Regions from separate parts of the Homo sapiens genome. Here region 2 is linked to region 1. A link is a contact called in ENCODE Hi-C or POLR2A ChIA-PET data. All regions are on one chromosome and are shown on one strand. The core of a region is the stretch at or near the end of the contact, and the rest is flanking DNA. Distances in the headings are between cores, read along the strand shown. Region 1 overlaps TBC1D24 (TBC1 domain family member 24). Region 2 holds the start of PGP (phosphoglycolate phosphatase).

Evidence for each region. A loop is a pair of places that touch in the nucleus more often than their neighbours do. ChIA-PET counts read pairs that join two places held with the same protein, here RNA polymerase II (POLR2A). Pooled maps may share reads with other maps.
Region 2: a pooled map shows a loop between it and region 1 (3-fold over the local background). The contact joins the promoter of PGP here to the enhancer-like site in region 1. A Hi-C loop is called at or near these places in 6 of 37 single-sample maps with no recorded cell type and 10 of 50 pooled maps. POLR2A ChIA-PET finds 5 or more read pairs at or near these places in 7 of 52 experiments (A673, B cell, CD4-positive, alpha-beta T cell and 4 more).

Annotation. Positions count from the first base shown.
Region 1 is chr16:2,485,435-2,489,351 of GRCh38, reverse strand. All of the region lies in intron 1 of TBC1D24 (TBC1 domain family member 24), which reads right to left. Among named protein-coding and RNA genes, the nearest start is that of TBC1D24, 12 kb to the right of the region's middle. Within about 2 kb of position 2,116, at least 13 of the 41 ENCODE cell types and tissues checked have a DNase peak (open chromatin) inside an H3K27ac peak, as active enhancers do; they include B cell, where a contact is called at or near this core.
Region 2 is chr16:2,213,296-2,217,536 of GRCh38, reverse strand. It overlaps PGP (phosphoglycolate phosphatase), which reads left to right and starts at 2,697. Exons shown (of 2, transcript NM_001042371.3): 1 at 2,697-3,399; 2 at 3,484-4,241. The coding sequence starts at 2,760. The coding sequence ends at 3,809. RefSeq lists enhancers at 2,295-2,589, 3,611-3,740, 4,162-4,241 and silencers at 2,121-2,780, 3,121-3,170.

The sequences.
Region 1 (3,917 bases), core at 867-3,366:
CACACCATTCTCCTGCCTCAGCCTCCCGAGTAGCTGGGACTACAGACGCCCACCACCACGCCCGGCTAATTTTTTTGTATTTTTAGTAGAGATGGGATTTCACCATGTTGGCCAGGCTGATCTCGAACTCCTGACCTCGTGATCCGCCCGCCTCAGCCTCCCAAAGTGCTGGGATTACAGGCGTGAGCCATTGGGCCATGCCTCATTCATTCATTTTGAGACAGGGTCTCACTCTGTTCCTGCTCCAAAGCAAATATTTCTTTCTTGTTTTTTTTTTTTTTTGAGAAGGAGTCTCACTCTGTCACCCAAGCTGGAATACAGTGGCACGATCTCGGCACACTGCAACCTCTGCCTCCCGGGTTCAAGTGATTCTTCTGCCTCAGCCTCCCAAGTAGCTGGGACTACAGGCACGCGCCACCACGCTCAGCTAATTTTTTTTTTTTTTTTGTATTTTTAGTAGAGACGGGGTTTCACCGTGTTAGCCAGGATGGTCTCGATCTCCTGACCTCGTGATCCACCCGCCTCGGCCTCCCAAAGTGCTGGGATTACAGGCGTGAGCCACCGCGCCCGGCCAAATATTTCAAAAAAAAAAAAAAAAAGCAGCCAGGTGCGGTGGCTCACACCTGTAATCCTGGCTAACATGGTGAAACCCCATTTCTACTAAATCCAAAAATTAGCTAGGTGTGGTGGCGGGCGCCTGTAGTCCCACCTACTCAGGAGGCTAAGGCAGGAGAGTAGTGTGAACCCGGGAGGCAGAGCTTCCAGTGAGCCGAGATTGCACCACTGCACACTGCACTCCAGCCTGGCGACAGAGCGAGACTCCATCCCACAAAAAAAAAAAAAAAAAAAAAAAAAAAAGCTATGTGCGAATGAGTAATGAGTATAAGCGATTTCTATTTCCCCAAAATGTTATCTTGATATGTCATCTGACGCATGTGACCACCGTGCCCTCTGGCCACAGGGCACAGTTCTGGCTCTACCACATGTGAGGAGGGGCCCTTTAAATGGCTACAGGCTTGCAGACCCCCACCCCGCCACAGCCCCAGCAGCCTTCCCAGGGAGGGCAGTTCCTGCCAGTTGACCAGTGTTCAGCCAGGAACACCCAACAGCAGCCTATGTCCTCACTCCATGGGAGCTCCAAGAAACCCCCAAATCCGTCCCTGGCAGCAAACCCCCTGAAGGCGCCCACAGGAAGAGGAAGGCGGCCAGGGCTGGGAGGCGGGCCGTCTGTCAAGAGTGTGGCACCCTGAGCTAATTTCTAGCCAGGAGGCAGGTGGGAGGTAGCATGGATGTGGGAGGAAGTAGATCCTCACTGGAGAACGGGGCAGGAGGGGCCCCAGCGGGGCAGCTGGCCCCTTCGCTCCAGCAGACAAGCAGCTCACCCCAGCCTCGGGGCGGAACACAACCCCACAGCTGCTGGCTGCTGTTGCTGCTCCATCTCCCTTCATCCTGGGACAGCGAGGACCTCCGAGAGAGGCTCCAGAGGGTCCCTGAGCACAGGCAGGACCCACGCAGGTCTGGGACTTCAGGGCACTCGGCCACTTCTAGTACCAGGGCCCTCCCACGAGTCCTGGAGACACAGGCCACCCCGGCAAGGCTGCCACTAGTAACACCACCTGCCATCCCCAAACACCAAACTCCAACACCAAACTCCAGCACCAAACTCCAGCACCAAACTCCAGCACCAAACTCCAGCACCAAACTCCAACACCAAACTCCAACACCAAACTCCAGCACAAAACTCCAGCACCAAACTCCAGGCCTGACAGCCTGAGTCACGAGGCCTCTGCACGTCTCGCTTCTTCAGAGGGGAATGTGATTTTCCCAAACAACCGGATTTGAAAACAAACTCTCTTTCATGTACAAAGACAGAACACACATTTAGCCTCATTGATGACATTTTAACACGGCCAACACCAACCCCGACACCGTGCCTCCCTTCCTGGGGACCGCTCCTGTCCCAGGTCACAGCAAACGTGAGGAGGCAGCATACGACCGCGGCTCCCTCGTCCTGCAGTTAGTCACATGACAGACCTCCACTGAGGTGCCGCCTCTGTGCCAGGGAGAGGCGGCTTGAGAGAAGGCTGTCAACCACGGCAGCTGGGGAAGTGCTAGGGGAACCCCACGGGCAGGGCTGTGCCTGCTGCTGTGGAAGGGGCGGAAAGGTGTGGAGGCAGCCTGTGGGTGGGGACGGTGCCCCTCAGATGTGGAGGCAAGAGTGGGCGAAGGCGAGCTGGGCGGCCCTGGCAGTGCTGAGGGGCTGGGATGCGCTAAGAGGCGGGTGTCCCCACACGGGGTAGGAGGAAAGTCTAGGCAGGTGACCCGATCAGATCTGCGTTTACAAAAATCCCCCTGGTGGCCCTGGAGGAGGAAGGGTTGGGACAGAGAAGCCAGGGAGAAAGGAAGGCAGAGTCTAGACCGGGAGGGTGGAGAAGATGAGGGGACCCCCAGAGATGGCTCAGGGTTGGATCCCACAGGACCGTGGCCTGACAGTGGCAGTCAGAGCCCAGGCCACTTGGGGATGCTGGAGGCGGGGGCGAGCGACAAACAGAGAATTCCAGCCCAGGGAAGCTCCACTGTGAAGTTTTCAAAGCCAGTTTCGATACAGATGCTTCTTAGGCAAATGCCAGAGCAGCTCAGGCTGGAGGTAGAGCCCTGGGGATGAGGCCCACAGCACAGAAGGCACTCCCACACACTCCCAGATGCCACCAAGGGGCCAACTGCAGCCCCCTGGGCAAGAGGCAGCCCTGTCCCAACGTAGGTCAGTGTTCGCTAGGACTCCAGGTTGAAGAGCTGGGGTTGCAGGCCTGGGCCCCATCCTGCCCTGGCCTGACCACCACACACATCCTGGCCACAAGAACAGCCCCCGTCCCAGCAGCTGACAAGCTATCAAGGACGCGGGGTTCTGTGTGGCTGGACCTCAGTCACGGGCCACAGAACAGGGCATGGGCGTCAGCTGCCGCTCGTCTCACTTCTTCCCATCTGGTCTGAGCAATCCCTCACCATTTCCTGGGAGTGGGACCGGGAATGAAGAGGAAGAGGAAATGAGGCCGGGCCCCATGGGTGGGGAACGCCAACGCCCGCAGCTAGGGACCACAGGAAGGAGGTGCTGTGGCCCCTGCGGGCTTCACGTGATAGGAGATGCAGGCTCCTCTCAGTGGGCTCCCCTGGCGGGATCCAAAACAATCTCGCTCCCCACGGAAGCCCCTGGACCTTGCCAAGTGCTGCGGGGATACAGAGGAAACCTGGTGGTGGGCTAGGGAGACCGGCAGGCCCCACCCGCTCCTGAGCACCGACCCCACCCGCCAGGCAGGGGAGGGCAGCACAGGCATTCCAGCCCGGGCGCGAGATCCGCAAGATCCAGGGATGAGAGCTTTGTTGCCTGCCAGGGAAGCTCGGAGTGCCCGGAAACCCTGGGGCACAGGCAGCAGCGGGCCAGGTGGGAATGGTAGGGACGGTGTGGGGGTGGCTGAGAGGGCCTGGAAGCGTGTCTGGACTCTTTGGAAAAACTCTCATACCACGTTTTCCTCTGCTCTGACGCCAGCACCGCAATCGGCACAGGATCTGCGACCCAGAAGATGCGGGGGTTTCTCCCGGCAGCAAGCAATCCATTCTGCAGCGGGCGCCCGCAGGGTGTCCTCCAATTCAATCCCGACACCGGGAGACATCTACCTGGAGATAGCTCAGATCCCACAAGCCCCCCACGTCTCCAGACACCAGTCAGAAGTCCAGGCCTCTGGAACTTCTCAGCAACCAACTTCAAGTTGGGGTTCCCACAACCCCTGCTTTGGGTTCAATGAATTTGCTGGAGCAGCTCACAGAACTCAGGGAAACACTTACATTCACTAGTTTATTATAAAGGTTGTTACAAAGGACACAGATGAAGAGACCTTTAGGGTGAGGTACGGGAGAGGGAC
Region 2 (4,241 bases), core at 1,448-3,947, 270 kb after region 1:
GGCATATTCTGAGGACGTTAAGCCGACCAGATGGGGCAGAGCTCAGCTTTGGGGTTGACTGAGTTTAATCCCAACTCAACCTTGTCCAGCCGGCGACTCTCGGTGGCTCAGTTTGGCCATCTATAAATGGAGATGTGAATAATCCCTGCCTCTCAGGCCTGTCCTGTGACTCTGAGGAGGTAATGCAGGGAAGGAGCGGTGCAGCGGCCTAGGTGCTCACAGAGTGCCCAGGAAGCCAAGGCAGCCGGGCAAGTGTGGGAGAAGATGGCCCATGGCTGGGTATCATCAACAGTTCCCATTCCAGCCGTTGTCTCAAATCAACTACCTGTTGCTCTGTGGTAAAAGCAGAGTGTGATTCTTGTCAAATCCAGTTCTGCTCAAAGTCAAAGTCATCTTTTTTTTTTTTTTTTTTTTTTTTGATAGGAGTCTTGCTCTGTTGCCCAGGCTGGAGTGCAGTGGTGCAATCTCGGCTCACTGCAGCCTCCGCCTCCCAGGTTCAAGCGATTCTCCTGCCTCATCCTCTCAAGTAGCTAAGATTACAGGCATGTGCCACCACATACGGCTAATTTTTGTACTTTTGGCAGAGATGGGGTTTCACCATATTGGCCAGGCTGGTCTCCAACTTCTGACCTCAGGTGATCTGCCCGCCTCGGCCTCCCAAAGGGCTGGGATCATAGGTGTGAGCCACAGCACCCAGCCAGGATGAATTTCACAAACATTATGTTAAACCGTAGAAGCAAGAGCCAGAAGCACATACCGTATAATCCCAAGTATAAAGCAGTCCGGAGGCTTGGTTGTGACTCTATGGTGATAGGAGTCAGAAAAGTAGTCAGCAATGTGCTATCTGCTATTGACTGGATAGGAACAAGAGGGAACTTCCTGGGGTGTTGGAAATACTTTATACTTTGGTCTGGGTTATGTTTACACAAGCATATACATATGTAAAAAAATCTGCTGGGTGCGGCAGCTCACGCCTGTAATCCTAGCCCTTTGGGAGGCCAAGACAGGAGGATCACTGGAGGCCAGGAGTTGGAGACCAGCCTGGCCAACATAGTGGGACTCCGTCTCTACAAAAAATTTAAATTAAAAAAAAAATTAGGCGTAGTGGCACACACCTCTGGTCCCAAATACTTTGGAGGCTTAGGTAGGAGCATCACATGAGCCTAGGAGGTCAAGGATACAGTGAGCTGTGATAAGGCTACAGTGAGCTGTGATCTAGCCACTCCACTCCAGCCTGGGGGACAGAGCAAGACCCTGTCGCAAAATATATATATACATGTAAAAATGTAAAACTTCCGGCCGGGCGCCATGGCTCACGCCTGTAATCCCAGCACTTTGGGAGACCAAGGTGGGCGGATCACGAGATCAAGAGATCAAGACCATCCTGGCTAACACGGTGAAACCCCGTCTCTACTAAAAAATACAAAAAAATTAGCCAGGCGTGGTGGCCGGCGCCTGTAGTCCCAGCTACTCAGGAGGCTGAGGCAGAAGAATGGCGTGAACCCGGGAGGCGGAGCTTGCAGTGAGCCGAGATCGCGCCACTGCACTCCAGCCTGGGCAACAGAGCAAGAGACTCCGTCTCAAAAAATAATAATTAAAAAAATAAAAGGCCGGGCGCGGTGGCTCACGCCTGTAATCCAAGCACTTTGGGAGGCCGAGGCGGGCGGATCACGAGGTCAGGAGATCGAGACCATCCTGGCTAACACGGAGAAACCCCGTCTCTACTAAAAATACAAAAAATTAGCCGGGCGTGGTGCCATGCGCCTGTAGTCCCAGCTACTCGGGAGGCTGAGGCAGGAGAATGGCGTGAACCCGGGAGGCGGAGCTTGCAGTGAGCCGAGATGGCGCCACCGCACTCCAGCCTGGGCGACAGAGCGAGACTCCGTCTCAAAAAGTAAATAAATAAGTAAATAAAATAATAATAAATGTAAAACTTCCATCGAGCTGCACGGTTTTCATGCCCTTTACTGTAATGTTTTGCCTCAATTAAATACCTAATAATTGATGACGATGACGGCGAGCAATCACTGAGTACCAGGTTCTAGACAGTGTCCTTAGACCCTAATCCCCCAGCCTGGTAATGGCTGGTTCGTGTTACCTCCAAGGAACCGGGAACGCGTTTTTGCAAAGGACTGAGGCGCGTACTCACGCCTGCCGGGGAAGGAGCCCCGGGCTGGCTCGCGGGACTGGCCGGTAAGCGACCCACGTGGTGGCCCCGTGTCCCGAGCGCGTCCACGGCACAGAGGCACGGGCACGGCCGACGAAGGTGCCCCGGCCCCCTCCCGCGGCGCTCCTGCGAGAGCCCCGCCCATGCCCGCGGGAGAGACCGGCCAATGGACAGCCGGCCTGGCCCGGGTCACTCCGTGAAGGGCCTCGTCACCTAGGCTGACCACTCGCTTCCAATGGGTGAGCGGCCCGCGGCAGCCCGGGAACAGCGGCCTTGCGCCTGCGCTGCTCTCCCCTCTGGCGCATTTCCGCAGCGAGCGCTTCACTCCGAATGCCGGTTGGAGCCCTGCCAGCCAATCACCGGGGCGTCCCAAGGCCGGTAGCCAATGATCGCCCCTCTCCCCGCGCCGGGCCTCACCGATTGGCGCTGAGCTCCCGCAGCCCGCGGGAGGCGGGGGCGGATTGGCGAAGGTGCAGGCCAATGGGCGGCGGGCGCGAGGCGCTGGGCCAATGAGCGCCCCGGGGGCGGGGAGGGCGCCGCGGCGGGCGGCTGCGAGGAGCGGCCGGCGGGCGGCGGCGGCCGGCGGGCGGCGATGGCGGCGGCGGAGGCCGGTGGCGACGACGCCCGCTGCGTGCGGCTGAGCGCCGAGCGGGCACAGGCGCTGCTGGCCGACGTGGACACGCTGCTGTTCGACTGCGACGGCGTGCTGTGGCGCGGGGAGACCGCCGTGCCTGGCGCGCCCGAGGCCCTGCGGGCGCTGCGAGCCCGCGGCAAGCGCCTGGGCTTCATCACCAACAACAGCAGCAAGACCCGCGCTGCCTACGCCGAGAAGCTGCGGCGCCTGGGCTTCGGCGGCCCCGCGGGGCCCGGCGCCAGCCTGGAGGTCTTCGGCACGGCCTACTGCACCGCGCTCTACCTGCGCCAGCGCCTGGCCGGCGCCCCCGCGCCCAAGGCCTACGTGCTGGGCAGCCCAGCCCTGGCCGCGGAGCTGGAGGCCGTGGGCGTCGCCAGCGTGGGCGTGGGGCCCGAGCCACTGCAGGGCGAGGGTCCCGGCGACTGGCTGCACGCGCCGCTGGAGCCCGACGTGCGCGCGGTGGTGGTGGGCTTTGACCCGCACTTCAGCTACATGAAGCTCACCAAGGCCCTGCGCTACCTGCAGCAGCCCGGCTGCCTGCTCGTGGGCACCAACATGGACAACCGGCTTCCGCTTGAGAACGGCCGCTTCATCGCGGGTCCGTGCGCCCTGGGGCGGGAGGCTGGGGGGCGGGCGGCGGGCCCCCTCCCTGCCCTTTGACCCGGTCCCCTGTGCCCCGCAGGTACCGGGTGTCTGGTCCGAGCCGTGGAGATGGCCGCCCAGCGCCAGGCCGACATCATCGGGAAGCCCAGCCGCTTCATTTTCGACTGCGTGTCCCAGGAATACGGCATCAACCCCGAGCGCACCGTCATGGTGGGAGACCGCCTGGACACAGACATCCTCCTAGGCGCCACCTGTGGCCTGAAGACCATCCTGACCCTCACCGGAGTCTCCACTCTAGGGGATGTGAAGAATAATCAGGAAAGTGACTGCGTGTCTAAGAAGAAAATGGTCCCTGACTTCTATGTTGACAGCATAGCCGACCTTTTGCCTGCCCTTCAAGGTTAAAGATTGAGTGTCTTTAATCTGCAGAATAAAAAAAAAGAAATTGAAAACCAGTTACCCAAATTAATAGGTGGGGCTTAAGCATCTGCTCGGCTAAGTGGCTTCAAAGAGTGTAATTGGAGTTAAGCAAAGGCATTCATTGTTAACCTTGTAAGTACACGTTTGGGGGACGATTTTGTTTACAGATGCTTGTAATCGAAGATGCACTTTTAGGCTTGGAAGGCGTTGTGGGCTGGGTTCTGGGCCTTGGGTGGGGTTGGCAGGGGCAGGCTCTGCACCTGTCCGGGATTCAGGTAACCAGGGCCTGCCGATGGGACTGAGGCGGGTCTAGGGGTGTGTGTCCTGTATTTTATTGAAAAACTCATTCAGGGATCCAGCCCCTCAGGGGGCAGAGGGACTGATTATTCTGACTGTTGGGAGAGGCTTGCATGGACC